3 separate regions of the Homo sapiens genome follow, and regions 1 and 2 are each linked to region 3. Evidence: chromatin loops called from intact Hi-C (ENCODE). Cell type or tissue: mammary epithelial cell. All regions are shown on one strand. Links, peaks and the distances in the headings refer to the core of each region. The heading gives the core; the rest is flanking DNA.

Evidence for each region. Hi-C counts contacts between places; a loop is a spot of excess contacts. Peaks named below come from ENCODE experiments on the same cell type or tissue, not always from the same donor. Only the 100,000 strongest peaks of a DNase experiment are listed, where the experiment ranks them.
Region 1: it touches region 3 in a loop (3-fold over the local background); 6 of 110 quality-filtered maps call a loop at or near these places.
Region 2: a loop joins it to region 3, with 5 times the contacts of the local background. A loop is called at or near these places in 10 of 110 quality-filtered maps.

Annotation. Positions count from the first base shown.
Region 1 is chr7:116,854,006-116,864,346 of GRCh38, reverse strand. CAPZA2 (capping actin protein of muscle Z-line subunit alpha 2) reads right to left here and starts at 1,760. Exons shown (of 10, transcript NM_006136.3): 1 at 1,697-1,760. The coding sequence starts at 1,735. RefSeq lists a silencer at 1,273-2,012 and enhancers at 1,379-2,141, 2,093-2,142, 6,799-7,456. In mammary epithelial cell, for the core only: no CTCF peak of the experiment used is centred there; a DNase peak (open chromatin) is centred at 4,836; H3K27ac peaks cover 909 bases.
Region 2 is chr7:116,253,587-116,263,927 of GRCh38, reverse strand. It overlaps TES (testin LIM domain protein), which reads right to left. Exons shown (of 7, transcript NM_015641.4): 7 at 5,145-6,634. The coding sequence ends at 6,446. It overlaps LOC124901730 (a long non-coding RNA gene), which reads left to right and starts at 6,624. Exons shown (of 4, transcript XR_007060485.1): 1 at 6,624-8,810. In mammary epithelial cell, for the core only: a CTCF peak has its summit at 5,077 (motif pointing left); a DNase peak (open chromatin) is centred at 3,857; H3K27ac peaks cover 3,120 bases.
Region 3 is chr7:116,667,638-116,677,978 of GRCh38, reverse strand. MET (MET proto-oncogene, receptor tyrosine kinase) reads right to left here and starts at 5,783. Exons shown (of 21, transcript NM_000245.4): 1 at 5,402-5,783. All of the region lies in intron 1 of COMETT (cytosolic oncogenic antisense to MET transcript), which reads left to right. RefSeq lists silencers at 5,616-5,805, 5,866-5,995, 6,126-6,175. In mammary epithelial cell, for the core only: a CTCF peak has its summit at 6,060; DNase peaks (open chromatin) are centred at 5,108 and 5,768; H3K4me3 peaks cover 2,662 bases; H3K27ac peaks cover 3,754 bases.

The DNA of each region.
Region 1 (10,341 bases), core at 2,273-7,272, 190 kb before region 3:
CTTGTTATCTCATTTTTAAAAAACTTTTTTATTTTAGGCCTTTACAACACATGGCAGGTCTATATTAACTCCCACACCGAGTAGTCTCTCTTCAGCTAGATTTCTAGCCACTTGAGCTACTAATCATCACTTAAGAATGGTAGAATAAAAACACGACAATCTCTTTTTAAGCTTTTTAGCACGCCTCAATTTTAAATATGTTTGTGCACTCCTGTACACTTTCAGTCACCTAAATAAAATAGGATTATTTATCAAGATTATACATTGAATACTGTACAGCAACTTTTGTGGATACGGGGATCTGCCTACTGGGTCTGTGGGCTATGGAGACGTTGCTCGCCCCCATTTTGTTGTTGTATTATCACTTTCACCGAAGAACACAAGAGAAAAAAAGATTTCCGAAAATAAAGATGAGGCTGACTTCTGACCATTCACATTGGGAATGGGACAGAACCTTCTATTTCGGTGCAAGAACACAGCATATAAAAACATCTAGAGCAGAGGGTCCTAAATGAAAATATCCTCAGACTTACATGAAGATTTCTTAAACACCACAACATACCTAAATGTACCTGTATTTTCCTGCACTGGCTTTGAAATTTAAAAATGAAGCACTCTTTAACGAAGAGTGGACATTTCCAACCCTGCAACTAACTCATTCCTATGTTCTGTCAGTTACTTCTAAGGGTCCTTTCCGAGAAACAGTCAAAATTAGCAGGGTTCTCCCCTACCCCACCACCCTCGGGAATGGGACGTTCCCAAAAGCCAAACGAAAGGGGCGAATTAAGAGAGCAGCAGTTCAATGAATTATTCCATTACTCGTTTTAAATATCTGAGAACTTAAGTCGTTCATCTGGTTCCATTGCTGTCACAGCATCTAATATACAGTAAAAGGAGTTGCACATTTTCCCCTCTTCGGAAGAAGTCCTAGCAGGAAAGTGAGGTGCCACCAAATCGACCCCCGGGGGGGGGCTGCTGCCAACGTGGGCAGAAAACAACTATGGGGAGGGGGTCGTCTTTTTGTGAGCAACTCCGCTGCCTCCTGGGGAACATGGGAGCTGCAAGCTTACTGCTAGAGCCACGAAAGGAAAGAGAGAAGGAGGGAGAGATGCCTCCATGGGGAAAGGGAAAAAAAAGGATAAACCGTAGAGGATCAGAAAAGGAAGCATTTTGCTTTGAGGAGGGGGAAGTAGAAGGGAGAAGTGAAGGTCTGCTTCCTAAGCGATTTTTCCCTTCCCCTCACCCGCCGCTACACTCACAGGCCAGGCCGCCGCGCTGGGCACTGCCCTTGGGCCGCTCCCACGCACGGACGCAAACCCCTTTGCGTCCCTGGTCCCCGGTCCCCGGCCCCGGCGGAGGCCCCGCGGCCCGACAGCAGGAGAGGGTCCTGGGCAGCCGCCGCCCTCCCCCGCGCCCGCGCCCCCGCCCGCCGTCGCCCGGCTCCCGCTTCCTATTTTCGGAGTACACACCCTACAAGGAGCGGAGCGAGCAGGCCTGGCAGAGACCTGCCCCCGCGCGGGGCCTCGGGTGACGGACAGGGGCAGGCACTGGGCGCAGTAAGGATGGGGGAGGAAGGGCAGCCGAGGGCAAGGCCAGCTGCGGGCCAATGCCCTTCCCCCGCGACCAGACTCCGGGCCCACCCGCCCGGGCTGAGCCGGCTCCTGACAGCCCGCGCCGTCGCCCCCGCGACTCTTACCTTCTCTTCATCAGACAACTGCTCCTCCAGATCCGCCATCTTCCTTCTGGCGACAAACCGCGGCGGCGGCGGCGGCAGCGGCCACCTGACTTCCCCGTTTCCGTGCGGTCCTCAGCGCCGCGCGCCCCCGCTAAGGGAGGGGCCCGCCGCTCAGGCCGCCGCGCACGCGCACCCCGGGAGCCCCGCCTCCCTCGACCCGGCCCTCGCGGACTGAGCGCGGCTGTGCGCGTGCGCGGGCGCCTGGTGGCCGGGCGGGGGACCGTGTCTCGCTGGGCCGCCTGCTGCAGGCTTGCTAGCATCTTGAGTGCAGCGTGCTCTCCCCACTGTGACCATATGGGCTCAGTCTGCGATGAGTACATTCTGAGCCCTTCGTTATGTTTCCATCAAGTCCTGAACTCTGCCAGCTAAAATGTGAAAAGGTGTACAAATAGAAGCCTTTTAAACATTGTTTTTTCAAATATTAGAGAAGATAGTTGGCTTTCATTAAAATACACATCACGACCCTCTCCATAATTGAAAGATTGCTCTTGATATACTCCTTTATTCATCCAACAAATATTTTTTGGTTCTTTAACGGGGTGCGGGGCACTGTGTTAGTCTCTGGGGATACAGTGTTGAGGGGGAAAAAAGCAAGCTAGACATACATGTTCATAGCAGCACAATTCGCAATTGCAAAGAGATGGAACCAACCTAAGTGTCCATCAACCAATGAGTGGATAGAGCAAATGTGGGTATATACACCATGGAATACTACTCAGCCATAAAAAGGAACGAAATAATGCCTTTTGCAGCAACTTGGAAGGAGCTGGAGGCCATTATTCTAAGTGAAGTAACTCAGGAATGGGAAACCAAATATTTTATGTTCTCACTTATAAGTGGGAGCTAAGCTATGTGGGTTCAAAGGCATAAGAATGATAAAATGGACTTTGGGGACTGGGGAGGGGATAAATTACTACGTATTGGGTACAGGGTACACTGCTCAGGTGATGGGTGCACTAAAATCTCAGAAGTTACCGCTAAAGGACTTATCCATGTTACCAAAAATCCACCTGTATTCCAAAACTGTTGAAATAAAAAGAGAAACTTCCATACTCAAGAAGCTCATTTTCTACTCATTAAACAAACATATATTGAACAGTTGGGGCCGGGCGCGGTAGCTCAGGCCTGTAATCCCAGCAATTTGGGAGGCCTCCGTGGGCAGATCATCTGAGGTCAGGAGTTCGTGACCAGATTGGCCAACATGAAGAAACCCCGTCTCTACTAAAAATACAAAAATTATCCGGGGCGTGGTGGCGCATACCTGTAATACCAGCTACTCGGGAGGCTGAGGCAGGAGAGTTGCAGAAGTCATTGCAACCCGAGAGGCGGAGGTTGTCCCTGTCCCTGCAACCCGGGAGACGGAGGTTGCAGTCAGCCGAGGTCGCGCCACTGTACTCCAGCCTGGGTGACAGAGCAAGACTCTGTCTCAAAAAGCAAAACAAAAAAAAACAAAAACAGTTGGGGAAGGCACTGTACTATTCCAGGGGAATACAAAGCTATGTTAGACATGGATCCTACCCTCCTGAATAGGTTTGCCATATTAAATATAGGACACTTAATCAAATGTGAATTGCAGATAAGCAATCTTTTAAAAAGTATGTCCCATGAAGCAGTGGAGACATACTTAAACCAAAAAATTACTCATTGTTTTCAAATTTTACTGGACATCCTTTACTTTTATTTGCTAAATCTAGCAACCCTGCTTTTGAAGCTTGAAGTTTATGAGAGATTAAACATGTAATCAAAGCTGCGTAGATATGAATCAATTGGGAATCTTGTGAAAACGAAGTTGTTAATTCAATAGATGTGGCATGAGACTGGAGAATCTGTATTCTCCAGAATACAGCCTGTAGAATAACAGGCTCCCAGCTGATGCCAGTGCTCCTGATCTGGAGACCACATTTTGAGTGGTAAGGCCTTAGGGTTTAAGATAGGCGTTCAGATTCCGTGAGGAACTGTTGAGAACTTTTGAACAGTGACATGACATGATCAGAAATATGTGCAGCAAGATGAATCTGACAGCTGCACATAAATGAAATGTGAGAGTATCAAATAAATGTTCAGAGGCAAGACCTTATTATTAAGTAATTTATTGGGTGTTCATAATGTGCAAATCATTGTTTTTTGTGAATGGACGGCAAACAGAAGCTATGATATTGAAAAACTGATGGTTCATTTGGGGAGAGAAGAGGAAGGAGAAGCATGCTGACACATGCAGAAAAAAGCAGGTGTCCTTTCGAGGATAAACGTTGTGAAGAAGATAAAGAGAATAAACCACATAGTTTAACCAAGGGTAACACTGGATGAAAATTAACATGTTTACTCTTATAGATTACAAATCATTGCTTCATTGATTTCTCACTGCAACCTCAAGTGAGGTTCTTATCAGTACCATTATACCCATTTTACAGAAGAAAAAAATGAGGCTAAATGATTTAAGATTGCATAGATCCCAGCACTTTGGGAGGCAGAGGTGGGCAGATCACCTGAGGTCAGGAGTTTGAGACCAGCCTGGCCAACATGAGGAAACCCTGTCTCTACTAAAAATACAAAAATTAGCTGGGCGTGGTGGCTCACACCTGTAATCCCAGCTACTTGGGAGGCTGAGGCAAGAGAATCACTTGAACCCAGGAGGCGGAGGTTGCCTGGGCAACAAGAGCAAAACTCCATCTAAAAAAAAAAAAAAAAAGAAAGAAAGAAAGAAAGAAAGAAAGAAAGAAAGAAAGAAAGAAAGAAAAAGATTGCATAGCTCCTAAGTGACCGAGCTGGGATTGGAACCTAGGCATCTTATTTTATATTTCATGTTCTTTCCACTGCAAGATTTTTCTTTCTTCCTCTTAAGTCTGGGCACTGTCCACCAAATAAAACTTAATGAAGGCAATTACTATCCCATCCTGTAAATTCAATTCACCACCCTGTGCTGCATCAGCAGTACTTCTGGTTTTGTTTTTTTTCCTGTCTTTTTTCCTGTTTACTCAGCAACACCTATATTAGTATTTTGTATACAGTGGATACTCAGCAAATATTATTGCTTGATTAATTGGCTGCTCTCTTCCTCTAGAAACCTCACCCAAATATGGTAATGTTTTGCAATAATTTGAGTCAGAGTGTGTTTATAATTGTAACCTTAGTGATACAATACATGTGGTTTCCCATAGTGACACAACCCACAATTATGTATAATTTCTGATAATCTTTTCAGTAATCTTCCAATACCACCCTCTTGGTACAATTAAAAGGAATTCTAAAATTTGCGTAGCCTATGTATTCTAGAAAGATTTTAAGCTGTCACACAAATAGGTAAAATATGAAATTATTGTTATATGACTGCAAGGAAAAATGTACTGGTAGTCTTGGATAATCAGTTGTTTTATGAGGAGGAGAAAATAAACAAAATATTTATCCTATACATGATTTTACCTACTAAGAATTTCTACCCTTTTCTTAATTAATTTCCAAACTTACTTCTCTTCTTTTTGTTTTTGGCTGTTTTTTGTTTTTGTTTTTTTTTTTGAGACACAGTCTCGCTCTGTTGCCCAGGCTGGAGTTCTGTGTCATGATCTCGGCTCACTGCAACCTCTGCCTCCCAGGTTCAAGCTATTCTCCTGCCTCAGCCTCCCGAGTAGCTGGGACTACAGGCACCTGCCATCATGCCCAGCTAATTTTTGTATTTTTAGTAGAGATGGAGTTTCACCATGTTGGCCAGGCTGGTCTCGAACTCCTGACCTTGTGGTCCACCCACCTTGGCCTCCCAAAGTGCTGGGATTACAGGTGTGAGCCACCACGCCTGGCCAAACTTACCTTTCTTCTGCTTATTCATGGTCTGATCTTGGTCTTTCCAATTAACATCACCAGAATTTTTCTTCCTTTTATAGTGTTTGTTTTTAAGTTACTTGTATACTTTTACATCGATTTTCCTATGGATATACTCGAATTATTCAACTACGTTTTAAACTTGTCAAGACCAGTGGTTACCCAATTTCACAGAAAAACAATCTTAGGGTGCATCTACTACAAACCTCTCTCTTTACAGATGAGTTGAGCCTTAGATAAATAAATGACATAATAAAAATTGCACATCTAGCTAATATTATTTTAGGATCCAAGTATCCTGATGGTCAGACTCATGTTCTTTTATGTACATATCCATACCAAATAATGTAAAATAAGATGAATAATAGTATTACTGTGTGATCATTAAGTGATTGTACCAGATATAGACTTCTATAGTACCATCTCTGCACCAGAAAACTAACATCTGCAGCTTAAAATTTGACTTACCTCGCTTCTGAGAAAAACTATCAGTGTTAGACAACTAACATTTGGTTGTTTGTTAATGTCATGGTCAATTAACACAACTGGTCTCAAGTAAAGTCCTTTATGGCTGTGGAAAAGTGTAAAAACTCATATATTTTAAAAGTAATTATCTTTCTAAACAAATAATTGCTTAAGTTATTTATAGTTGAGTGTATACCTGCGGTCCATTTCCTCAGCTAGTTTTGAAAAGGTACACACAAGTAGTGCCCCTGGAGAAGCCTGACGTAGATCATTCTAGAGTTACTCAGGAATTATTGAAGACCTTCTTCTTCTTTTTCTTTTTCTTTTTTTCTTTTTTTTTGTTTTTGAGATGGAGTCTTGCCTTGCTCTCTTGCCAGGCTGGAGTGCCGGGCTGCCATCTCTGCTCACTACAATCTCTGCCTCCCAGGTTCAAGTGATTCTTCTGCCTCAGCCTCCTGAGTAGCTGGGATTATAGGTGTGTGCCACCACACCCGGCTAATTTTTGTATTTTTAGTAGAGACGGGGTTTCACCATGTTGGCCAGGATGGTCTCGATCTCCTGACCTCATGATTCACCAGCCTCAGCCTCCCAAAGTGCTGGGATTACAGGCGTGAGCCACCACGCCCAGCCAACACTTCTTTTTCAACCCCTCCTCCGTCCCGAACGTGCTATCCTTCCTAATTTCCTTCCTACCAACCTCACCAGACCCACCTCTGCCACTGCCCCTGAATGCATATGTCATTGAAACACACAAAGCTGCATATATATCATATGCTCTCAGGCTTCTGTCAAAGCTTTCTGGAATGTTGTTTGCTACCTATCCTTTAAAATTCTGTTATCGGTTTTCTTTGAAACTCTCATTGAATCCTCTAGCTAAGCTAATAATTTCTTCTAGATTACCATAGAAACTTTTCCATTGATTTTTGTTGTATATACCAGTGATGAGGTATACAGATTTTATCATCACTAAATCCTGGATTCTGATCTTCGTTCTAGCTCTAGTTAACCTTAAGGAACTTACTCTGCAGGCTTGCATTTCTTCATCTATACATTAGGGATAACAATAGTACCACCTTTGTAGGGCTGCTGTGAGGATTTAACAAGACAATGCAGGCAAAGTGCTTAGCACACAGTGCAGGCCTTAGTAAAAGTCTCAATAAATATTAGCTATTATCATCATATTATAATACCAATTTGGTCTTTAAGGACATGTCTGGCACATACAATGTCTGGCAAATAAATGCTTAAAAAAGCTTTGTTGGAATGCATATTGATTAAACGACACTTTTATTTCGCATCCCTAAATGAGAGCTGAAAAGTTGATTTAGCAACACATACGGGATTTAGAGATTGTTCTAAAATGTGGACTGGGGACTCCAGAATGGGAAAGTGAACAATTTTTTCCCAAAAACCTCAAAATCATACCAATATCTCCAAGTCTTTACTACTCCATATTCAGTCACCACTTAAATATCTCCCTAGTTGATTTCTTACTCTTTAATTCTCCTGTCACTATAAGTTCAAGCCTTTAGTATCTTCATACCATGTCCCAAACAAAGTACAGGGGACAGGGAGTATTCAAAATGATCCTTTAGGGTGAAGCAAGGAAATACTAAAGCTTGTATTTTCTTCTGCTTTTTTTTTTTTTTTTTTTTGGAGACAAGACTTGCTCTGTCACCCAAGCTGGAGTGCAGCAGCGTGATCATAGCTCACTGTAGCCTCCATCTCCTGGGCTCAAGTGATCCTCCCACCTCAGCCACCTGACTAGTTGGGACTACAGGCGTGCAACACCACACCTGGCAAGTTTTTAAAATTTTTCGTAGACAGGGGGTTTTGCTATGTTGCCTAGGCTAGTCTTGAATTCCTGAACTCAAGTGATCTTTCCTGCCTCAGCCTCCCAAAGTGCTGGGATTACAGGCAGGAACCCCCATGCCTGGCCTCTATTTTCATTTACTTATTTGAATTATTGTTACACAACATTTCAGGCATACAAAAAAGCATGGTTTAATTCTTCCAGTTCCCATTCCCTTTTCTTCTTCCTTCAGGTAACCACCAACCTGAATCTCATGTTTATCATTTCCACGTATGTTGCTTCTTTTTCAACACAGGAACACTCCTTTTTATCTGCCTAATGTGGTACCTAACTTTAAAAATATTTATGAGGCTGGGCATGGTAGCTCACGCTTGTAATCCCAGCACTTTGGGATACTGAGGCGGTCGGATCACCTGAGGTCGGGAGTTCGAGACCAGCCTGACCAACATGGAGAAAACCCGCCTCTATTAAAAGTACAAAATCATCTGGGTGTGGTGGCACATGCCCGTAATCCCAGCTACTCAGGAGGCTGAGGCAGGAGAATTGCCTGAACCCGGGAGGCAGAGGTTGCTATGAGCCGAGATCGTGCCATTGCACTCCAGCCTGGGCAACGAGGGCAAAACTCTGTCTCAAAAAAAGAAAGAAAGAAAGAGAGAGAGAGAAAGGAAGGAAGAAAGAAGGAAAGAAAGAAAGAAAGAAAGAAAGAAAGAAAGAAAGAAAGAAAGAAAGAAAGGAATTTTTTTGCATATTTTTGTAAACAACATGGATAGAGATCTTTAGACTAATTACTGTCTTTTTAAAAATCTCCCTATATGGCAGTGTAAATTGTGGGGCATAAATGAAAAGATAAGTCAGACTCTTGACCTGGAAAGATGAAGCAACACAATGCATAGATTTGCTGGTAGGGAGTGAAAAGACAGATCCAGTATCTTTACTTTTTTTACCTTTAATGTCTGACAGTACTTTTAACTTTTATTTGGACTCAGTAATAGCAGATAGCAGTGTAGCAGAAAATGAAGTTTGTGGTTTATCTTTCCCCAAGCCACACCAACCTCCAATACAATTATATTTCTCTAACTCAGGTCAAGCCCAAGGAATTGCAGGAGCACCCACACAAATGCCTTCCTTTTGGCTGTTTGGGGATGCCACAGTGATTCATTTGCATTCAAAATTGCTCACACTGCTGTCCTTTTCTGTCCTTTGACATTGGCCTTTATCATCTCTGAGCTTTCTTTCATCAGACCTCTCCCGTTGTTACAGCTCTAAAATCTGTCCTGATGCTCCTCTCCTGGGACACAGGGCTCTGTGCTCATATCACCTCATCTTCTCCTTGTGGGATTAGCTGCTTCTATTGCAGGTAGGCTCTGGCCATCCCCAGCAGTTGTCCCAGGCTGTGTTGTGGGGGCCCAGGTTTTTGTGGTCTTCTTCTGATGGATAGAGCTGCAGCAGACACCGTAAGTGCTTTGACCAGATCTGCTGGGATCACTTTCACTATTTCTGTGCTTCAGTGCTTTTTTCCCTCTGCTTCACAGTACCTGTATTTATTCTTCGGAGGACTGCTCTTGTGCGTCTGGGGCTGCTTTGCCAGTAAGCACAGAGCTGGGATTTTAGGTCCCCTGGCGCAGCTCTTAACCAATGACTGCCAGATGATGGAGTAAAAAGACCCAGCTCCCTTGCTTCAGGTCAGGAAAACTCTGAGGTGTAATTTACATTCCAGATCTTCCTGGGGGAGAAAGCAAGTCTCAACTTTGTTTGCCTTTTCTCTCTTTCCTGGGAATGACTAAAACATCATGAAAAATTCCCAGATTAGCAATATGGGAACAGCAATGGAACAGAAGGCATGTCATACACGTGAGGCCACGTTGGGCTCCAGACTGGAGGTGGGAGGCCAGTTGTTAACCTTGGTGCCAGGTCATCAGGGCTGGCCTGTCTTTGAGGATAAGCTCCAAAATGCTGATTTTGAAGGGTGGTAATCTACTCTTGCTTTAGTTAGGTTAACCCTGGGAACAGAGTATGGCTAATTTTTCAGGTGACTTTAAACGGGGAGAGGAATAAAGAGAGCAAAGCCAGGAACTCACCTGAATTGAGCTTGACAAGGTGCAAAGCAGAGAGGTGGAGTGGAGGAAGTTGTTTTTGTTGTTGTGATTGTGGTTTCTAGAGACAGGGCCTTGCTCTGTCACCCAGACTGTAGTGTAGTGGCATAATCATAGCTCACTGCAACCTCAAACTTCTGGGTTCCTAGGCTCAAGTGATCCTCTCACCTCAGTCTCCTTAGTAGCTAGTACTACAGGAAGGTACCATCATGTCCAGCTAATTTTTTAAATTTTTGTAGAGATGAGGCCTCACTATGTGGCCCAAGCTGGCCTTGAACTTCCAGCCTCAAGTGATCCTCCCACCTTGGCCTCCCAAATTGCTGGGATTACAATGATCTACTGGGCCCAGACAGGAGAGAAAGTCTTAAACTATAGGACATGATCCATGTCCTAAAGTAGCTTACATTCTGGTTGTGAAAGGC
Region 2 (10,341 bases), core at 2,272-7,271, 410 kb after region 3:
GCAAAGTCATGGAGATATGAAGGAAGCGACTAACTTCAAAAAACTGCAAGCATTCAGTTATGGCTAGATGACCATGTGTATACATGAAAAGGGTGGGAAAAGAGGCTGAATCATTGTTAGATTTTTCAGTAAGGGAATACTAATATGTTCTCTGTATTGCACTCTGGCAGAAGAAAAGAGAATGGATCTGATAGTATAAAATATATATTTGACCTTTCTTCCCATTTCCTGGCATTAACTCCTAAAATCATAGACTCTCCAAAGTAATAGATGTAATCTATTAGTAATAATGTGTTTTTGTATGTGAATGAGTTGACTGATGGCTGGCAGCTCCTGGGTAGCTTCAGAATAGGGGTTGGTCAACAGAAAGACCAGGGCAGGATAAGAGGTGGGGTTGGGACTTTCAGCTCCCCCCACCCACCTTCCAGGGAGAGAAGAGTGGCTGAAGGCTAAGTTGATCAACAATGACCAATAATTTCATCAATCATGCTTATGTAATGAAGCCTCCATAAAAACCCCAAATGACAGGATTCTTGGAGCTTCCAAATAACTGAACACGTTCTGGTTCCTGGAGGGTGGTACCTCAGAGAGCGAATGGCAGCATGGTGCCCCTTCTCACATGCCTTGCCTTATGTGTCTTTCCATCTGTATCCTTGGTAACATTCTTTATAATAAACTGGGAAATATAAGTAAATTGTGTCCCTGAGTTCTGTTGTGAGTGGCTCTAGCAAGTTAATAGAACCTGAATAAGGGGTTGTGGGAAGCCTGATTTCTATAGCCAGTTGACCAGAAGCACAGGTAAAGCAACTTGGGGCTTGAGATTGGTATTGGAAATGGGGAACAGTCTTGTGAAAGTGAGCACTCAACCTGTGGGATCTAACACAGCCTCCAGGTAGATAGCATCAGAAGTAAACTGGAGGGCACCTGGCTTGTGTCTGCTGCAGAATTTTCCGATTGCTTGGTGTGTGGGGAAACACCCCCTTATGTCTGGTGTTAGAAATGTGTTGGTGAAGGCTGGGCTAGGCGCAGTGGCTGACATCTGTAATCCCTGCACTTTGGGAGGCCGAGGCGGGTGGATCACCTGAAGTCAGGAGTTTGAGACCAGCCTGGCGAACATGGTGAAACCCCATCTCTACTGAAATTCAAAAAATTAGCTGAGCATGGTGGTGGGGACCTGTAATCCCAGCTACTCAGGAGGCTGAGGCAGGAGAATGGCCTGAACCTGGGAGGCAGAGGTTGCAGTGAGCTGAGATTGCGCCACTGCATTCCAACCTGGGCAACAAGAGTGAAACTGTCTCAAAAAAAAAAAAAAAAAGAAAAAGAAAAAAAAAAGAAATGTGTTGCTGAGAGTGAAGTAGGAGAAAATAGGAGAAAATGAGTTTAATTTTTTCCTCAATATTCTCAGGATTAGAACAATGTTTCTTAAAGTGTAAGCATCGCCTGAGAATTTGTTCAGAATGCAAATTATCAGGCCCTGTATAAGATCTATTGAATCAGACACTCTGGGGAGTGGAGTCCAGTAGTCTGCATTTAACGAGCCCTGCAGGTGAATTGGATGCATGTTAAAGTCTGAGAGCCACTGAATTAGAACAAGGGAACTGATAGGAACTTACAGTATACCTTGTGAGAAATGCTAAGTTTATCAGCCAAAGTATTGGTTACAGTAATGGAGAAGCAGGCATAGACAGATTCAGATAAGTGTTTCAGTGGCCAGATAAGTCAGTGTGATAGGAACATCAAGGAATAAGTCATCATCGCTTCTGAGAGAGAGGTGGGGGTGGTGCTTGATAGACATATAACAGTGACCTGTGGCTTTGAGAATGGATCAGACAGAATGAGATGCTGGGAGGAGCAAGCGAAGCATAGTCCAGTAACCAGAACCACAAGGACGTCAGTGTCTCCTGCCCTGACTCCACATCATTGCTGGCCATGAAAAGTGAAATGTTACCTAAGAAAGGTATTCCCCAAATGATGTTCCTGACTCATCTCACAAGTCAACAGAAACCCAAAACTTTAGATTCATACTTATTTACAAACATACCTTTTAGTTATCTAAACAATGCTGAATCTAAACAATCATACATTAGCAAAATAATTTTGTTCTGGGCAGCATGTGCCCAGACCTCATGGTATGAATTGTGCTTGGATAAGTCAACCATAGCAACTCTGTTTCCCTTTGCCTTTGATGAGGATGAGCAGGTGACATATTTGTAGCCAATGAAGTGGAAAGGCAGGTGAATCAGCTGGGGGCCCCTGGGAAAGATCTTCTTCGTTGTCTAGAGGTAAAATACGCTTTTGCCATTTCTCTTCTTTATTATTTTGGATGATGTCATATGAGGGAGTGTTGCTTGAATGAAGGGACAAATGAGAATAGAAGGCAACAACATATAGAGGGTGGAAGAATAGAGAGATAAAAATAAACTTGTTCTGAGCCAAATTTGGGTTAGCCTCTATCTTGTCTTAAAACCACTCTTAGTTTTTTAGTTACTTACAGCCAAAAGCATCCCTGATAACCCACTTTTCCCTAGGAAACTACCAGAACTAACCTTAGCCTGCCTCTCGACCCTGTTTATTACCCCTGGCCTCTAGATTTTTCAGCCTTACTGGAAACCTGATACCCATTCTGCTTTGTACTTCGAATCTGGCCCTATCTCCTCCTATACTCTTATCTCTGTACCCACTGACATCCAACTTCTGTGAACTGCAGACTCCTTTGTACTCTCAAACTCCTCATCATCTTCTCCAACTGACACCTAGTTATCCCCAAAGCCTATTTCTTCTGTAGTATTTCAAGTAGTGTCTGGCACAATCCCTGTGGGGTAGGTGTCTTCTTCACCGTCTACTGTTTTTCCCATTAAAGGCTGTTTGTTTCCTAACAATCACAGCTCTTTGAGGTGTAGCACATGGCCTTAGACTTTACCACCCATCTCCACCCTGAGTTTCCATCTTCTATCAGATGCCACAATACTTCTCCACATACTTTTATAACTTTAGCTCTGGCTTACTCTTCTCTCCACCATTTTCCCTGTGGTTATTCTTGATGACTTCAATACATTATATCCATTCAACACTTGGGCCCGGTATTTCTTACTCTTCAAATCCAACAATGTTGTCCTCCATCCTACTGTAATGGGAGAGGAGGAGAATCAATGGGATGTGGCAAAAAGTGTCTTGTCTAGATTCCTAAATCCAGCTCTCCCTGGAACTATATACCATGATGTCTTCACAGTCCATCAATATTTATGGAGAAATCAACTGTAATATTAGTCTCTGTATTCACTAATGTCTGACTCTCGTAAAGATAACAGGATACAAGTTGGTTTTATTATTGGCTGAGGGGCAAGATACCCTGGTGAGGAGTATCACTGAAAAAAAATTGATAGCAGCCTTCGTAAATGTCATCATAAGATGCCATTCAAAACAAGTATAAAAAGTTAATGGCATCTTATTTTGAGTGCTTCAAGTTGTATTATCAGATCAAATAAAAGCTACAATGACAAGTTCTCTGTGAAAGAACAAAATAATTAGCCAAAGCTATTTAAGCATCAACTAAATATATGAAAAAAGATCCTATTAATCTATTAATCGAGCCAGAATGTGTTTTGTGTGGTCAAAGCACATACACATAAACCAGCACAGTGGGTCCTTTGCATACATGTGGGCATTCATTACAGTCATCAAAGTTGTCGGCAAGCATTTAAATCAGCAGAGGTCAAGAAGGGGCAGATGAGTGAGAAATTGTGGCAAAGTGCCTTTTTATAGAGACATTGACGGAAACCCAAGTTTTCCAAAGAATTAAGTGAATACCCAGAAGACAAGTTCAGATATGCCAAGGCATCTCAAGACAAAGGCTGAATACTGATCTTGGGTGTTGGTGTCTCTTTGGTAACTACGGTGAAGTTGTATAAGCTTAAACGCTATGTGTTGGAAATTCCTTGAGAATGAATCAGTGATGAATCCCTTGCCTTTGGTGAAATTGGGCTGAAATACTTCAAAGTCAAATTTGGAAATCTATGCTTGAAGACTTCAGTAATAGAAGTTTCAGCTAGTCAATGAAAAGAAAGAATAATCCCTAACTCATTTGCCGCCCCCCCCACCTCAAAAAAAAAAAAAAAAAAAAAAAGGAAGGAGGAAAGGGAGATATGTAGGTACCATGCAACAAATATGAAGGCTAGTATGTCTCAAGAGCAATCCAGATTTCCTAAGGGATTGGCCGTGTTAGTAGCAGATGGGTTCTGTTTCAGTTTATTCTCACTTAGCCATGTCTGGGAAAAGTTAAGTTGTACAACTTTGTGGACAATATGCTGTGGAAAATATATTTGTTGCCATTTAAGATAAAGATATGAGCAACCATAAAGCGATCTTTATAGACAGTAATGATACTTGTGATATTAGCTTCTAAAATTATATGCAGAATTAGATTACTTTAGATAAGGTGACACGTATCCAAGCTCCAAAAGTTACTTTTGCATGGTTGAAGGCATAGTGCAGAAGGAGTAAATTTGTATGCTTGGTATGCACATGTGCATGTGTGTGTGGTGGTGGGGAGTGGAGAGGTGGAATGTAAAGAGAAGTACTATTGGCCAAACAGGAGCTGGAAAAAAAAAAAAGTCAAGTTATTCTGGGTATGTATCAGAGAAAACTGCAACTCCCACTATGACAGAAATAATTGTAGACTGAGGGAGAAAGTATTATGGCCTGCTAACATTAGGAAGCATGAGTCTACCACTATTCCCCATTTGCTTTCTGTCTCACGATAAGTTTCCATGAAAAAATTCTTCTTTTAATATTTTTTACATATAAAGAAACCAGAGTTGAAACCCAAGTATAAAAGGCTTGTTAGATCCAACTGAATAGAAAATAAGCTCTCCCAAATTTTAATTAAAATTACTTTCCCTTTCTTTGAAAAAGAAAAAAACTCTTGCATGACCAAACTTAAAAGTCCTGATTTGAAAGTTTCATAAACCTTATCTTTTCTCCATAATGAAACATCTAGATTCTGTGCTGTCCTGTCAGAGGCAGACTTTTATTTTCGTTTGGGTAATTTTTATCCTTGGAGACATCGCCCCCTGCTGTAACACATGCTTAGTTGCAGAAGCATTTTTCACTCAAAAAAGGATATGAATAAAAAGATACAATGATTATTAAAGTGAAAGAAACTTTATTTTGAGTAATATACATATCATTCATTCCATTTAATTTTCATAGTGCATAGCTATGTGTAGAAGTACACAGGGAAGAATAAACATTAGAAATACCTAGCCATGAAAATATACAAGTGAAGACATTTGATATATCCATGGACAGGCTTGGAAGTATTATAAAACAGGATCCATTAGGAAAGAATAAAAACCATGCAAAAAAAATCTTATCTAAATCATGGCAGGCAAGTGCAATCAATATAAATCATAGTCTCTGGGTACAAAAACTATACATGTTCTTTGGATTAAAAGCAAATGGGTGGCTTGGCTTTTATGTCCAAGCCAAAAATCATCTATACAAGTAAAAAGTGTGTGGGTCAGGCATGGTGGCTCCCACACCTGTAATCCCAGCACTTTGGGAGGCCAAGGCAGGCGGATCATCTGAGGTCAGGAGTTTGAGACCAGCCTGGCTAACATGGTGAAAACCTGTCTCTACTAAAAATACAAAAATTAGCTGGGTGTGGTGGCATGCACCTGTAATCCCAGCTATTTGGGAGGCTGAGGCAGGAGAATTGCTCAAAATAAAAAAAAAAAAATAAAGAACTAAAAAGTGTGGATACTGTTATGCCACATGTGATAATAAAATATTCAAGGCCACAGATGCAAGTCACCAACTTACAAAGAGAATACTGAAGGTAGGGTACATTAAAAAAATAGAGAAATGCAATAAAGAAAATGCCACCTCTGCCTAAATCAGGAAAGAGTAAATGCATAGGCATTAAAACAGCAGCTCTGCATACTACACTGCATTTCTCTTTGTCAAAAAGAATTCACTGTGTATCATTACAAAGGTCAGTGAATAAGACGAGGCAATAAACGTAGCGCCTTGGTATTAGGGCAAATTTAGTTTTCTTTTCATTTTACACATGAGGGGGAAAAAAGAAGTGTAGAACTAGGAATGCTCATCTTTCCATTCAGTACACTAACTTTTAAGTGTGTGGCACAAATGGAATAGAGACATGAAGTTTAATGAGATCCAAGCTTCCAAAAATGATTTCACATTTGAAAAGCTATGGAAAGATACAATTATTTACTGTTTTACAAATCAAATGCTTAAACCAAGTTTAAAAGTTGAGACCGAAAAAAAATTGATGAAGAAAAAATGGCCAAAAAAATTAAACAAAATCTCTTGGTTTCCTTTACAGTTTCTTTTTTTGCGTTTTATTTTTTTCAAATTGCATTTTACAGTAGAAATGCAGACCACTTTGGATAGCTATGGCTCGATACTTCTGGGTGCCCTCCTCCTAAGACATCCTCTTCTTACATTCCACTGAACAGAAAACCATCCCTTCTACTGGCATGAACTTCTGCCCAATGAGGCATTTGCTGCAGCAAGAGCACAGAAAGCACTCTGTGGATGCATGCCAGCTGAAATTGTTATAGGTCACCCGCTGCACTTCTGGGTCGATGGCATTGTGGCATCCTTGACACACCTATTAAGAAATAATACAAGAGAAGAGGGTGAGAGATCAAGCTGTAATGGTAACATTTTCATCTTAGGACATATTTCTTTAGATGATAAATTAAAACTCATAATGACAACCTCAGAAATACACAATGGAGGGTGGCCTTCTAGCTAACCTTTTTGGCCAACTGTTAATGGAGGTCAATATTCTGAGCAGCCTGAGAAATAACGAGTGAAGGCCAAACAGGTGATTTGATGCATGTAAGATAACTTCATGGCATTCAAGGCAGAAAGTCTTGATGGGAAGTTCCAAAGCAGTGTGCTTAGTTCTGATGTATTTTATTAGATTGCACATTTGTAATTACACAGAAGTTTATGATTTTTCCTTGTTCATTAAAGCTTTGAAGTGGTAATTTTACCTGTCTTACCTATGACACATGAGATTATTAACACCACTAATTTCTAGACAGTAGTAAATTAAAATCATGTTCAAAGTAATTAAGGACTCAATTAAAAATACTGACAGTGTTTGAGAAAAATGAATTTGCACTAAAAATATAACTTGTAGTTAATTGGCTTCTATTCTGTCATAAGATCAGTCATAATTTATGTGTAATCTAATATTGTAGAACATTAATACTTACAATCCCTGTACCATTCAGTATGTGTTATGTATATATACATGACATACAAACATGTATATACATACACAAACATACATACATTTACACCACAAAATTTTCTTCTTATTCAAACATGCACATGAGGAAAATGAATAAATAACCTATGTTATAGCAGAAAACAGAAAACCAGTTCGGACCTCTGAAACACTGGATAGTCCATGCCTTATAGTTTATACATGTTCTGAATGAATATGGCTGTCTTAAAGTTTTTGTTTTAAATATTTCATAACAAGTGAAGAAGCCAGCAAGACTGTCTGGTATCACAGTGACTAATCTTAAGCACCCTTGGTCTCGTAATGTGATTGTCAGGAATTACTGAGGGATAAGGGGTGGGAACAGGTGAGTGGAGGTCATTCAGCTTGAGCCTCCTTACTTGAAAAGACTTCAAAATGTGGCTGCTACTCACTGGGTAATTGGTTTAGGCAGTGAAGTGAGGCCTGGTTATATATGTCCATTTCAGACCTGCATATTTTTGTTACATTGCTTCTGATTACAGAGATTATAGCTCTGTAATCTATAAGTTAGGTCAACCCAGTCTTCCCTGAGATACAATGAAAATTCTTTGATCAACACACTATTCCTGAATACTATAAAAATGAACGTTTCAATTACAAGCACATTTCTAATGTGCAGCTGCACCATGCAAGCAACTGCTTTTTGTATATATTTTTATAGCTTTATTATGCATTTAGAATGTCTTATTTTCTGCATTTCATATTAATCTTTCCATTTTAAAATTTATGATCAACACATAATTGTACATATTTATGGGTGTACTATGTGATGTTTCAATACATGTATACATAGTGTAGTGATCAAATCAGGGTAATTAGGATATCCCTCTCCTTAAACATTTATGATTTCCTTGTGATAAGAACAGTCTTTCAATATTTCTTGTTTATGTATTTTGAATGTGTTCTTGTAAAATACACCGTGTGTTTTATTCCCTTGCTTTCAGACCATGATCTATCTTCTTTTTCTCAGACCTGTGATTTTTTAAAATTACCCAAAACACACATTTTCAGTTGCAATTTACAAAAAAGAGATAACTAATGTTCAATTACACATGAAATTAAGAAAATTAAGCAAAAAGATAATTAGTACACATAAATGGTATAGAGAATTAAAGTCTGGGGTTTCATAAAATTTCATTTTACTAATAATTTGATTACCATTCATTCAAAATCTGACATGTAATCACAGGTCGAATCTACTGTTCCCTAATTCCTCAAAAATCTAAAATTGGCCCAGGCTGCGCCAAGGGCCTGGGGACTGCAGAACCCTTCAGGGAGATGATGTGCTTCACCACTTCCTGCCTGCCATTTGATCTTCCCATGTTCCTAAACCTTTAATATTTCAAAGAATTCTTATTTCCTTCAATCCCTCTTCTTATTTGTACACAGGATGTAAAAGAGCTAATGACACCTGTTGTAATGAGCTCTCTGCAGGAGTGTCCTATGAATCTGACGGATGTGAATTCTGGGGGTAACTATGGAGTTCTAGTGACTACACAGAGACAAAGTAGGTGCATCTGCCATGTTTTTTCCTTCCAGGTACTTTTTTTTTTTTTTCTCAGAAATGTTGTTTGGAGTTGAGCACTTGATTTCAGGTCTAAAAATAATTTGTATTTTCTCTCTTTAAGATGAAAAGATCTAAGCAGATCAATGCCCTGAACTAGATAACCTTCTCCAAATTTTATATAATGTAGCATGCTGTGTGGGTAGCTCTCTTTGCTGTTAGCTGGAATCTGTTCTGGCAATGGATATGTATGCTCATTTTAATATTAGGCAAAGGCCAATGGTATATCCCACTGAGAAAGTAAACATAAAAGAAATGATGCTACACACACACACACACACACACACACACACACACACACATATATATATATTTTTTTTGAGACGGAGTGTCGCACTATCAATCACCTGGGCTTGGGGTGCAGTGGCAGGATCTCGGCTCATTGCAACCTCCACCTCCCAGGTTCAAGCAATTCTCCTGCCTCAGCCTCCCAAGTAGCTGGAATTACAGGCACCTGCCACCACGCCCAGCTAATTTTTTTGTATTTTTAATAGAGACGGGGTTTCACCATGTTGGCCAGGCTGGTCTCGAACTCCTGACCTCATGATTCGCCCACCTTGGCCTCCCAAAGTGCTGGGATTACAGGCGTGAGCCACCATGCCTGGCCAAAATGATGCTATGCTATAAAACTAAATAATTTGAAAATTCTTTTATTTAAACAAATCATATCTGTGGTTATACCCTGCCATTGATTAGAAACAATGTAATACAGAGAAGCTTGTAACAGCTAAAAAAAGAAAAAAAAGCAGTTTCATCTGTTTCAATAAATTTTTATTGAGCACCTATGTTGTCCTAGTGTTGGGAACAGAATAGAAAAGGCAGATAAAAAAATCCCTGCCCTGATGGAGTTACATTCTAGTCCTTGAGACTAAAGGTCAGACAGCAGCAAAAAAAAAGGTATACATTATAATACCTTTAGTCTGTAGAAAAACTGTTGCAACAATATTCATTGAAGCAGTTTTTAGCTAAATAATGTATCAGGTTACATGGTGATTTGACGTCTTGTTCCCTAGGTAAAGGAATGACCATGGTAACCCCAAAGCGAGAAATATTAAGAACACGAGTCAGTCACTCAAACATTTTCTAAGTGCTGACACTGAAGATATAGAAAGCAAGATATAAGGCAAGCTCTACCCTCCAGCTGCTTACAGTCTAGTGAAGGAGACAGATGAATGATATTCACACACACACACACCCCCACACACCCACCCACACACACACCATTGGGAACATGGAGAGTCTGGAGGAAATGGTGGAGTTTGGGCATAGTGAATCAGGAAAGGTGTTCCGAAAAAAAGTTAAACCTAAACTGAATCTAAAGGAATAAATGTGTAGGTACAGTCAGGTAAAACAGGGAAAAGTACGGTGTATTAGAAAAACTATTAGGAGTAAGCAAAAGACAACAGTGTGTAAACTAGAAAATGATGGTGAACGTGTGGAAATGTATGATTTGCGTTGGATAACTAGTAGAAGG
Region 3 (10,341 bases), core at 3,642-8,641:
AGAGAGAGAAAGACAATATTCCAAAGGGGGAGTTTATCCTGAATCAGAGAACTTGGAAATGAAATTGATGCATAAAGCCATGATGGATTCAGGTTTCAGAAAACTACTACTTCAGTTTAAGAATGAAATAACTAGATTACCCTTTAGTTTAGAAACGTACATAGTTTGATGTAAAGTATGTGGGCTGATGAGTTTAGAAAAATAACCACGTGCCAATAGGAACTGACATAAAATATTGGTTTTAAAAAATTTGTTTAGTTAATTTTCTGAGAATTTTAGAAAATAAAATATTTTGTAGAAGCAGTCCTGGGGCTCTCGGGCCATGCATGCTGCTGCAATTGGGACCATCAGGAGCCCAATCTGGCTTGCAGACTTTCTGCCACTGTAAGCTGTATGGTGTTTTAAAGACACTGAGTCAACATTTTAAAATTGGGAGAGTCCTAGCTTCTCTTGAAAATCTGAAAGATACTACCACATGGGCCCATGCCATACACTGAGCCTCACAACAGCTCTAATCACGCCAAGCAGTGACTGCCCCTCTGCTTTTCCTAAGCAGTTTGTCAATCCCTAGTGAAATGGTTAGTTTTCCTCATTTAAGTTACCTGTTTGCAAATCTTGATACAGGATATAAATAGGGGAATAAGGGAAAAGGAAGAAAAGAGGAAGAAAATCCAATGCAGTGACTTAATACTGGAAAGGAAAAGGAAGGAGAGCGAGGGGGAAAGAAAGAAGTGCATAGCAGACAGAAGCTGCACACCATCAGCAACTGCCTCTTGCTGTCTTTAGATTTATACTATGGAAGGGATCAGTGAAAAAAGCCATGGGTATCCTTCTCAACAAATCCCACTGTGACAGGCTCACAGTGTGGAAAATAAGAAGGAAAATTGTCTGAATGGAGCAATATCTCTGATAGAGGATGGAGTATGGGATGGGACCAGGCGGATGCAAAACAAAACAAAACAAAACAAAACAAAAAAACAAAAAAAAAAACAAAACAACACTCTGGGTCTTCTTCTTCCATGTCTCATAAACCAAGAGATGTGGGCCACTCCTGTATCTTCATCTTTAACATGGTAGCTAATGATGGCAGGCACTGTCCAGGTATTTCCCTACAAAAACAGGGGCACTATTCAGGTATCTCCCTCCAAAATCAGGGAGTCTATGGACAGTTGTGCAAGCTGTGAACTGCACAATTTCAGGAAAAACAAGATGAGAATAGCACTCCTGAGAAGTGCTCCTCATATGCGCCTGGCTCACTTCCTTATCTCCTTCAGATTCTAGCCCAAAGCCCACCTTTGAAGACAAGCCTTCCCTGACCTCACTATTGAGTTTTTCAATCACCATCCCACTCTCTCTTATCCTTGACAGTCACTATTCTCTTTTCCATTTTATTCTACCTTGAAGCTATTATCATCACCTGACATACAACACATTTCAGTTATGTATTTCTTTATTGTTTGCCAACTCAATAGAACAGAGTGTCATGAGGTTAGAGGTTTTCATCTGTTTTATACTCTGTGGAAATGCCAGATTTTAGAACTATGCCTCGTAGGTTGTCAAAAAATTGTCCTGAATGAATGACTAAATCCTCATTCACATTCTTGGAGTACAGGAACCTGGCTTTCACGATAACTTGTGATTCTCTAAGCACATTTCATAATTGCTATCCTTAATTATATTAGGAGAGATACATTTTCAAATTCTATTGCCCATTATATAATCGCCTGTGGGCCCTATAGCTACATAATTTATTATAGAAATTAAAATCAATGGGAGTAACCTACATAAACATACTTGCACACATTTATGCAATCACAGAGAGAAATATGTGTACCTGGGTATGTGATTACAAAGTTAACTTTTTTATTTCACTGAGCTCATACCTCCTGCTACAAATGCCACACGTGATTTTTTCTCTCAATTAAGTTTTACAGCTTATAAAAGCACTTTTTTCATTTTGTCCCATGAAAAGCAAAGTAGTCAGATTTTACTGGATGTTTTTATTGAAACAAATCCCAAGCGGAATATACTAACCTGTTTAACACAGCTGAAAAGATATCTGAGAATGGGCTTTCTGATAGAAGGATAGATTACAAAATTATTCACGGCTCTTAATCTGATAACAGGAGCAGAATGCCCCACACATATGAATGAAACCTTTTCTCGGTATGTCTCACTACAAAGAAAAGAAAAAAAGAAAAGAAAAGAAATTAAAAAAAAAAAAGAGAGAGAGAACTGGAGAAAGAGAAGGTGACAAAAACTCCAGGGACTAGATATGTTATATTCATCATTTACCACTATCTTAAGCATCCCTAATGATGCCTCCATGGAAAATGTTTCCAATAGTTGATGGCTGAGGAAAGGTGGTATGGTGCTATTGAAATAGCATGGAGCTAGTCTCAAGCTCAGTTTCCTTGTCTATAACATAAGAATGTTAAGATGTTATCAGACTTGCCTATCTTGTAAGGTCGTTTTGGTATCAGAAAGGTGATGTATGCAGAAACAGCTTGAAAATGTTAAGGTTTTTAAGTTCCAAACTTTGATTTTTAAAAAAAAATTCTATTATTTCATAGCAAATAGGATGATTTTGAAAGCGTTTCTCATGTGATGTCCTCTTAATAATTATGAATTTGTGTTCATTTAATATGTGATATTTGTCTGTGTATCTAGATCATAAACTTCTCAAGGGCAGATTCCATTTCTTTCTTTTAAAGAAAATGCTGTAGTACCTAGCACATATGATACTCTACCTATAGGTCCTAGCTATTTTTGGTCAGGCAAATGTGGATCTAGCAGCAACTCAGTGTCAGTTGAGAACACATCATCAAAGTGATTCTGAACTAACATTAGTCAGTGTATCTATCATTTATTACTGAGAAGTGACTATTTATTTTGCACTGAGCAAAACCCATGAAGAAACTCTGCCCTAAGGGCTTGGTGTCAAAAACACTAGTTTCAGCATACACCAGCCAGGAAAAGAAGGCTCACTTCCGGACACTTGAGTTTCTACATACATTTTCTCCCCTTAAGAGGGCACAATGAGGAAATTGAGTATCCTATGAATAAACACAGCAGACCAAGGAAATCTTAGGGATTTAGACCACGGAAAAGAAAGCGTAGATGGCTCTGGCGAGAATCACTAAGCCTAATGCCTAAAGAAGAAACGAGCAAACTGGGCTGGAGAAATGGGGGCACGGAAGGCCTTGAAAGCAGCTCTGACCAAACCAAGGGAAAGGGTTGAGGAGGAAGAGGACAGAGAAATGGGAGGTAATCTGAATGTGTGAGGAACTGTGCTCACCATGGGGGTGTTGCCATGTCTTTGGTGCAGCCACTTGGAGAAAATAAGCCAGTTAGAGGATGTTAGCTCCTCTGAGTTATTCACGTTGTTTTGAGATGACCACATTTGAGAAAAAGTTAATTTGAGACTATTATGTAGATCTGCAGAAGGATAATATGACTAATGCTACTTCAAACACTATTTTAAAAACAGCTAAGGAAATTGATTTTTGAAATGTATTTCTTAGTCTAGCCCTCATTAAGACAATTTTTTTTTAAAGATTTCAAGATTAATGCAAGGCATATACTTACATAGTCTTAAAAGGAATTTATAAAATATGGGTATTTCTCCTGCTTAGCAAAGGGTCATTTTTCTCTATTATAGGTTTAAAAGTAGTGAAAATATTAGTTATGAGCTTTCGTATTGACTGGCTATGATTAATCTGGTACATTTTTTATCATGAAGATAAACTCCATCAACTAATTTTGAAAGCATGTAGTATACATCTAATGTAAACCCCTACTGCCATGTATCAAGAACAAAGCAATTTTGAAAAAGCAGTAGTCGGCAGACTGTCTTCTATATGCCACAAATTCCATCATGTTAAAAGCAAAATATATTTAAGTTAATAACTATAGCTTATACACCATTAAGTTTGAAAACGGAATAGAATTTTTAAAACAGCAGTACATTTTATAGGCTATCAGACACATTTTTGTACTACCAAAATTTCTTATGAATGATGTAAATTTTCCCTCTGTTATTCAGCAGTTCAAAAAGAATGAACATTGAATACACCACAGACTTGCAAATGATAGGAACCAAAGTACCTCACTTATGTTCCATTATGGAAGTTTACACGTTCAAAACAAAGCTCAATTAGCTTAGATCAAGGAAGGAAAGCTATGTACCTGTAAATAATCCAAGCACCACTTACACTGTTTACATAAAAATGCAATTTATGTCCCTGTAGCACAGAGAAACATGATGTACATCATTTTCAGATCATCTTCATGCAGAAAAAATTCATTAGTCAGCTATAATAGTTTAGCTGTAAGGGAATATAATGTTTTTCTGAATCCATTTGCATGGCAATGTGCATGTGTCTGGCTGATGAAAGCGACAGAATAAACCCCCACCCAAAGCTACAGAATGTGAACAGTCTTCTTAAAATTCAAGAGAGGGTCCAGATAGTCTATATTGCCTCCAACGTCAGTTCTTACAATCCTCTCACATTCATGGACCATCTTAACATAGCAATTAAAGTATCTTGATTATTTTGCCTAAGAGAGTTGACAATATTTCATTCTGCCCGAGGGCTCCTTTGAACATAAAACTGTGATAAGGTAAAATACACTGGGCAACTATTCATGCGTGAGCCATTGGAGCCCTCTCCAACTGCCAAATTAGCAAATGGCTCTTTTAAAACATGAAAGATATGAATGGGAAACCGTACTTCGGAGTAAATTCTGCATTGACAATAGTCAGGGAAAGTACTTTCACTGGTGCTTTAATTATCGGGTCAGCACTACGACTGGCCACATCGCTCAGCCTCTGGTTATAATCTATTTCACCTAATAAGATAGATGTCCACCACAAGCCCCAGAAAGAGATAAGGTACGATGGAAAATTGATGGATCACAAGCCCCGCGTGATTGCCAGAAATGAATTCAGACTTTCACAGAAACACCTGCCCCTTGGAAGGACCCCAACATAACACAGATAAAGCAAGGCTGGGAACAAGGAAACAGCTCGGCTCAAACCTTGCCAGCTGCATCACGGTGGGACGAGGATGACCGGATCCCTTTTGTAAGGGCTGAGTCAGATCCCAGCTTTAAAACTTGCTGGGCCGTAACAGTCACACATCACCCACTGTCCCAGCGCCCCTCTCCCTCCTAAGTCATACAGGTGGCCATCAGAAGCAACCCCCTAAAAAGACAAGCCCCATTCTAGTTTCGTCCTCGCCGTGGCCACGTCTCTTCAGTTTCCGAAGCCCCTAAACTCTAGCCCACCTACGTGGTTTTGCCCCCTGGAACAGCAGTCAGGTCTCTTAGGGGAACAAAGAAAGCAGAACCCCTGAGGCGAGGGATTGGGTACTGGATCTGAAAGGGGCTGCAATTTTACCTTTCGGTGCCCAGGAACCAGTGGAGAAGTCAGCGGCGCAAGGACCACACGCGCGCTCCGCGCCTCCCCGCCTCCTCTCAGCAAGTCAGCTGTCGCCCCGCATCTGGCTCGCGCCCTCCACTCGGCTCCGCATCTGCTCACAAAGCGCTCGGGGCGCCGCGGGCGGCGAGGGCCTCCGGGTCACCTGCGGCCGGGCTGAGCCCAGCGCCCCGCCCGCCCGCCGGCCGCACTCCCTCCGCCCCTTCCCACACGCGCGCTGCCCTGCCAGTGACTCAGCCGGGCATCGGCGCGCGCGGCCCGCGGCGGCCCGGGCGCGTTGGGGCCGGAGGCACCGCCAGGCGACCAGACTGAGGCGCTCGCCTGCCCGCCCCAGCACGTGTCTGTCTGCCTCGCGTGCTGTCCGTCCCCTAGTCCGCGGGTTCCGAGGACCGCTGAGGTGGGGACTGGCACCACCCAGAGGGAAATCGGCCCCCGCCCTTCCTGCCGTCCGCGCCGCGCCTGGCCCCGCGGGGGTCGCGTTTCCTCCCGCCTCTGCCCCGCCCACGACAAGGTGAAACTTTCTAGGTGGAGAAGTTTTCTCGCCCTGGCTGCGCGCTCTCCTCCCCCAGCTCAGGCAGTCTGAAGTTAGCACAGCCGGAGATAAGCGGGACCGAGTCTCCCCCTCCTGGCGCTTGGGAGGCGAGTGTCACCCCGGGCTCAGATGCAGGGCGCGCACCCTCCTGGCACCCCGCTCGCTGACCCCGGGAAGGGCGCGAGCTTTGCTCTCGGCCTCTCCCACGTCTCCGCTAACCGCCCCGCGCCCACCCGGGTTTAGAGAGATTTGGGCACCGCAGAAACAAGGAGTTCATTGTTAGAGGCGGAGGTAGAAGTGGATGGACGAATTGTCCCAATGATTTCATTATGCAACGATTATCCTCTACTATAATAACTCAAATTTCTGCAAGGAAGAACAACAGAGGAGTTTAACCCTGAGGAGACTTCCATTTCTTTTTTTCTTTTTTTTTTTTTCCATAGCCGGAAGCAGGCTGATTAAATAACTGGGCAAATAGCGATGAATAAGCACAACAGAACAAAAGTTTAATTCTTGAATGTTGAAATCTTATGATGATTTTTAAAAAAGAGCTTTTGGGGCCTCGGTGAACTCTATTAGGAGTAATTGTGTTGGGATAACTTTGTATTTCGCTATAAAAATTGGCACCTACAAGAGTAAATGAACACTCAAAGGTAATAGGATCTAAGGAACGGGCATTGCCGGTTAGAACTTGAGTTCGTTCCGGCTCTCATACCAACTTGTTCAATCATGGCAATAGATAATGAGACATAGATATCTTCGTTATTGAAAGTCATGGGTTAAAATAACAGTTACTATGCAGGTTCAGTTCTTATTTACTACAGAATGAAACATAGAAAAATGTAGTAAGAATAGTTATCATTTCCCAAGTGCCAGGCACTTGGAAATGATAATGTAACCAGAGGTTACATAAGAGTGATTTCAGTCCTCAAAAGAGATTACCTCTTGATTCCCCAGTTTTATGGAAAAGGAAAGTTCCCATTACGTTACTAAAGTCTTGCATTGAACCATTTTGCAGGTAAAGAAACTGAGTCCCTAAAAGTTCCCAGGAGAGTCACATAGCTGGTTAGTAAGAGGGGCAAAGTTAGAACTTAGCTTTCAGCCCAGTCAGGTGTCCTTCACACCATACCAAGAGGCCTCAGCAGGCTAAATAAACAACGCGGCCTGACTGGAGATTTCCTGATACGGCATGGCATAATTTATCAATGACTATAGCTCATTAAAAAACACTAATTTACTGGTAATAAGGCACTGGGCCTATTTATGGACAGATCAATTACAGATTTTGGGTTCAGTAACAGCTTTCAATAAAAGATGAATAAATTAATGAATTTAAAAAGTTTTACACACACACACACACACACACACACACACACACAGAGCCATAGTTGTCTAAAGGAATGATTAGAGTGCTGTTTCTATTTCCTGGTTTCCATAGCAATATGTTAACTGGATTTTTAGATCACATTATGTAGTTGCCTTAACAGGTTTTCTGAGTTTGAGTGCCATGATAAAAATATAAAAGAAAAAATTTACAATTAAAGTTGTAGAAAGACCCAGAAAAGCCAATGCAAACTGGAAAATAAAATAGATGATAAATACAAACAACCCGTTGTGTATTTTCAGCACTGAAACTTTCTAGTTTCTAATAACTAACAAAATTTCAATCCAGTTTTGAAACTGTATTGAAAATCATCATTTCATTTATCAACTGTAAATAAGGAGATAACATTTTATGAAATAACATAACTAACAATAGCATAACTAAAAGTATCTGGGTGTGTGAAGGTCAAGTAATTTTTACACACTACCTAGACAGATTTGATTGGGAAAATGTTTACAGATAATTTCAGATTTTTGGAAATGAATGGAAACAGATATTTTAAAAGGTAATAGGAGTTCTATAATTCAATTTTGGTTTTGCAGCAAACTTTTAATTGTTGCTATTTAACTTTCCTTGGGTTCATGTCATGGGTGATACACTGTATGATGAAGTTCTGTTGGTATTTTCTTAACCAAACCAAATCTCTTGTGGTCCACACTGTTGGCTGGCTAAGCCAGCATCTGTTCCCAACGAGATTTTCCTGTTCCTGCCTCCACTCTTGGGGCTTGAAAAGAGAAATATTTGCTTTCCCAGACTCCTTTGCAGCTAGACATGGCCATGTGATGTCATTCTGGTAATGAGGTATAAGTTGAAGTCTGATGGGGCCTTGTGGGAAAGGGTTTAAGGCTGGTGCCACCCCTTTTCCTTTCTTGCTTCTTGATTTCATATATGATGCCCAGTGAAGAACTAACCATCTTGTGACCAGCATGCAGAAGTTGGTGCTGACATTGCTGAGGTACAGCCCTACTGCCAGTAGACACCTGCTTCCAGATTTCTTGTTTTGTGGAAAAAAAACAAAAACAAAACTTGTTCTAGACACTGGTAGCTGGGACTTCTGTCACCTGCAGCTGAAAGCAATTAAAACTGATAGACCCCTCAAATTGGGAACAACATCTCCAAGACTGAGTTGAGCATAATAGTTAAGAGTTTTAGAACCAAACAACCTGGATTTCAATCCCAGCTATGTCTCTTGCTAGCTGTGTAGCTACAGGCCAGTGGATTAAACTCTCTCGTGTCTCATCTGTGAAATGGGGATCATGATAGGGTTATTGTGAGGATAAAATGAGGAGCTACAAGTAGAGCACATGGAACAGTGTCTGGTAAAATATAAATGATCCAAAGGCATAAGCAGGTCTTATCCATCCACCTGTGGATAACATAATGTTGAACTACAAACAGGATCCCATCTCTTAACTTTGAGATGGGTCTAGTGATAGCTGTGACAAAGAGACAGAGGAACAGCCACCTCCTGCTCTAATATGCTCTATCTTTTTTTCCCTCCCTTTAACACATTAAAATTTGGGTCTTTGAAGGCACTCTTGAAGTTGGTGCTGTTTTTGAAATAAAAATGAAAGCAGTCTCCTAAGAATAGGGGCTTCATGCTTGCAATGTATGGTGAATAGGGCCCACAGACATATACAGGTGCACAGAATGTTTTTAAAAGTGTGAATTGAGGTAGAAAGACCATATGATCTGCTGTTTGCCATTGACCTACCATCTTCTCTTGGGTTGTGTCTGGCCCACCTCTGATCTTGATTTCACTTTCTCCTGTAGGCATTAGGATCTGTGATCCCTGCCTTAAAGAGTAGTTACTCTGGAACTCCTTCTTTCACTCTGTTTTTCCCTTCCTCCTGCCCCATCACCCCTATTATTGTGCCTATGGCAAATGTCTCTACAAAAAGACAATAGAAGAATTCAGGTAATGTCACCTAATGTCATTTCTGAGCACAGATAAAATTTGGAAATGTAGGACTCCTATTACCTTTTTAGAGCTATGTCATGTATGTTCGAATGTTGAAGGTTTTGAAAATTCATGTGATAAAACAAAACAGCAAAACCGAACCAAAAACCAAAAAAACCCTTCTTAACTTTGCTTACCCTACCATCTCCCCAATTTAATTGACCACAAAATGCTTTGATTTTTCTTAATATCTTCAGTGTCAATTTTCTATAAAATTAGTTTTATAGATTATACATTTTAGGAAACTTCGCGTTAAAAATGGAACTGCCAGCTACAGAGGGTTAAAACTGGGCACTTTGGATATGAACTGCTTTTATGTTGATTTGTATTGGTCATTTATGTGTGGCTGGGCTGTCTAAAAATAAATATGCAATGTTAAGTTATCTAAAAATATGACTGAGCATACTTAATATTGAGGACAAGAACAAGACTGCTAGGCTACAAGCTAAAGTATCACAATGTTAATTAGAAGACCTAGGAAATTGTAGGCAGAAAAATTAAGAAAAAATTACCGTCTCCAACAGGGTGCTGCAATTTTGTTAGTGATTTGGTTCATTTTCACATCCAGCTTATGACCTCTCTCCTAAAATCAGGCAAAGGTATAATGTATTTAGCTGTCACTTATTAAATGTGTACCATGTATTCATCATGAGTCTGGAGCTCTGCTTACATCCTCATTAAAAGAACTCCAGAATAGGTATCACCCTTCTCGGTTTACATTGAGGGAAATGAGGCTCAGAGAGATCATGTAACCTATCCAAAGTCACACAGCTGTCTTAAGTCTGTGTCTTTCCAGAATGACTGCACTTCCATTATAATTATTTATTTATTTATTTTAATTGAGATGGAGTCTTGCTTTGTGGCCCAGACTGGAGTGCGAAGGTGTGATCTCAGCTCACTGCAACCTCTGCCTCCCAGGTTCAGGTGATTCTCCTGCCTCAGCCTCCTGAGTAGCTAGGATTACGGGCTCCCGCCACCATGCTAGTTTTTGTATTTTTATTAGAGACGGGGTTTCACCATGTTGG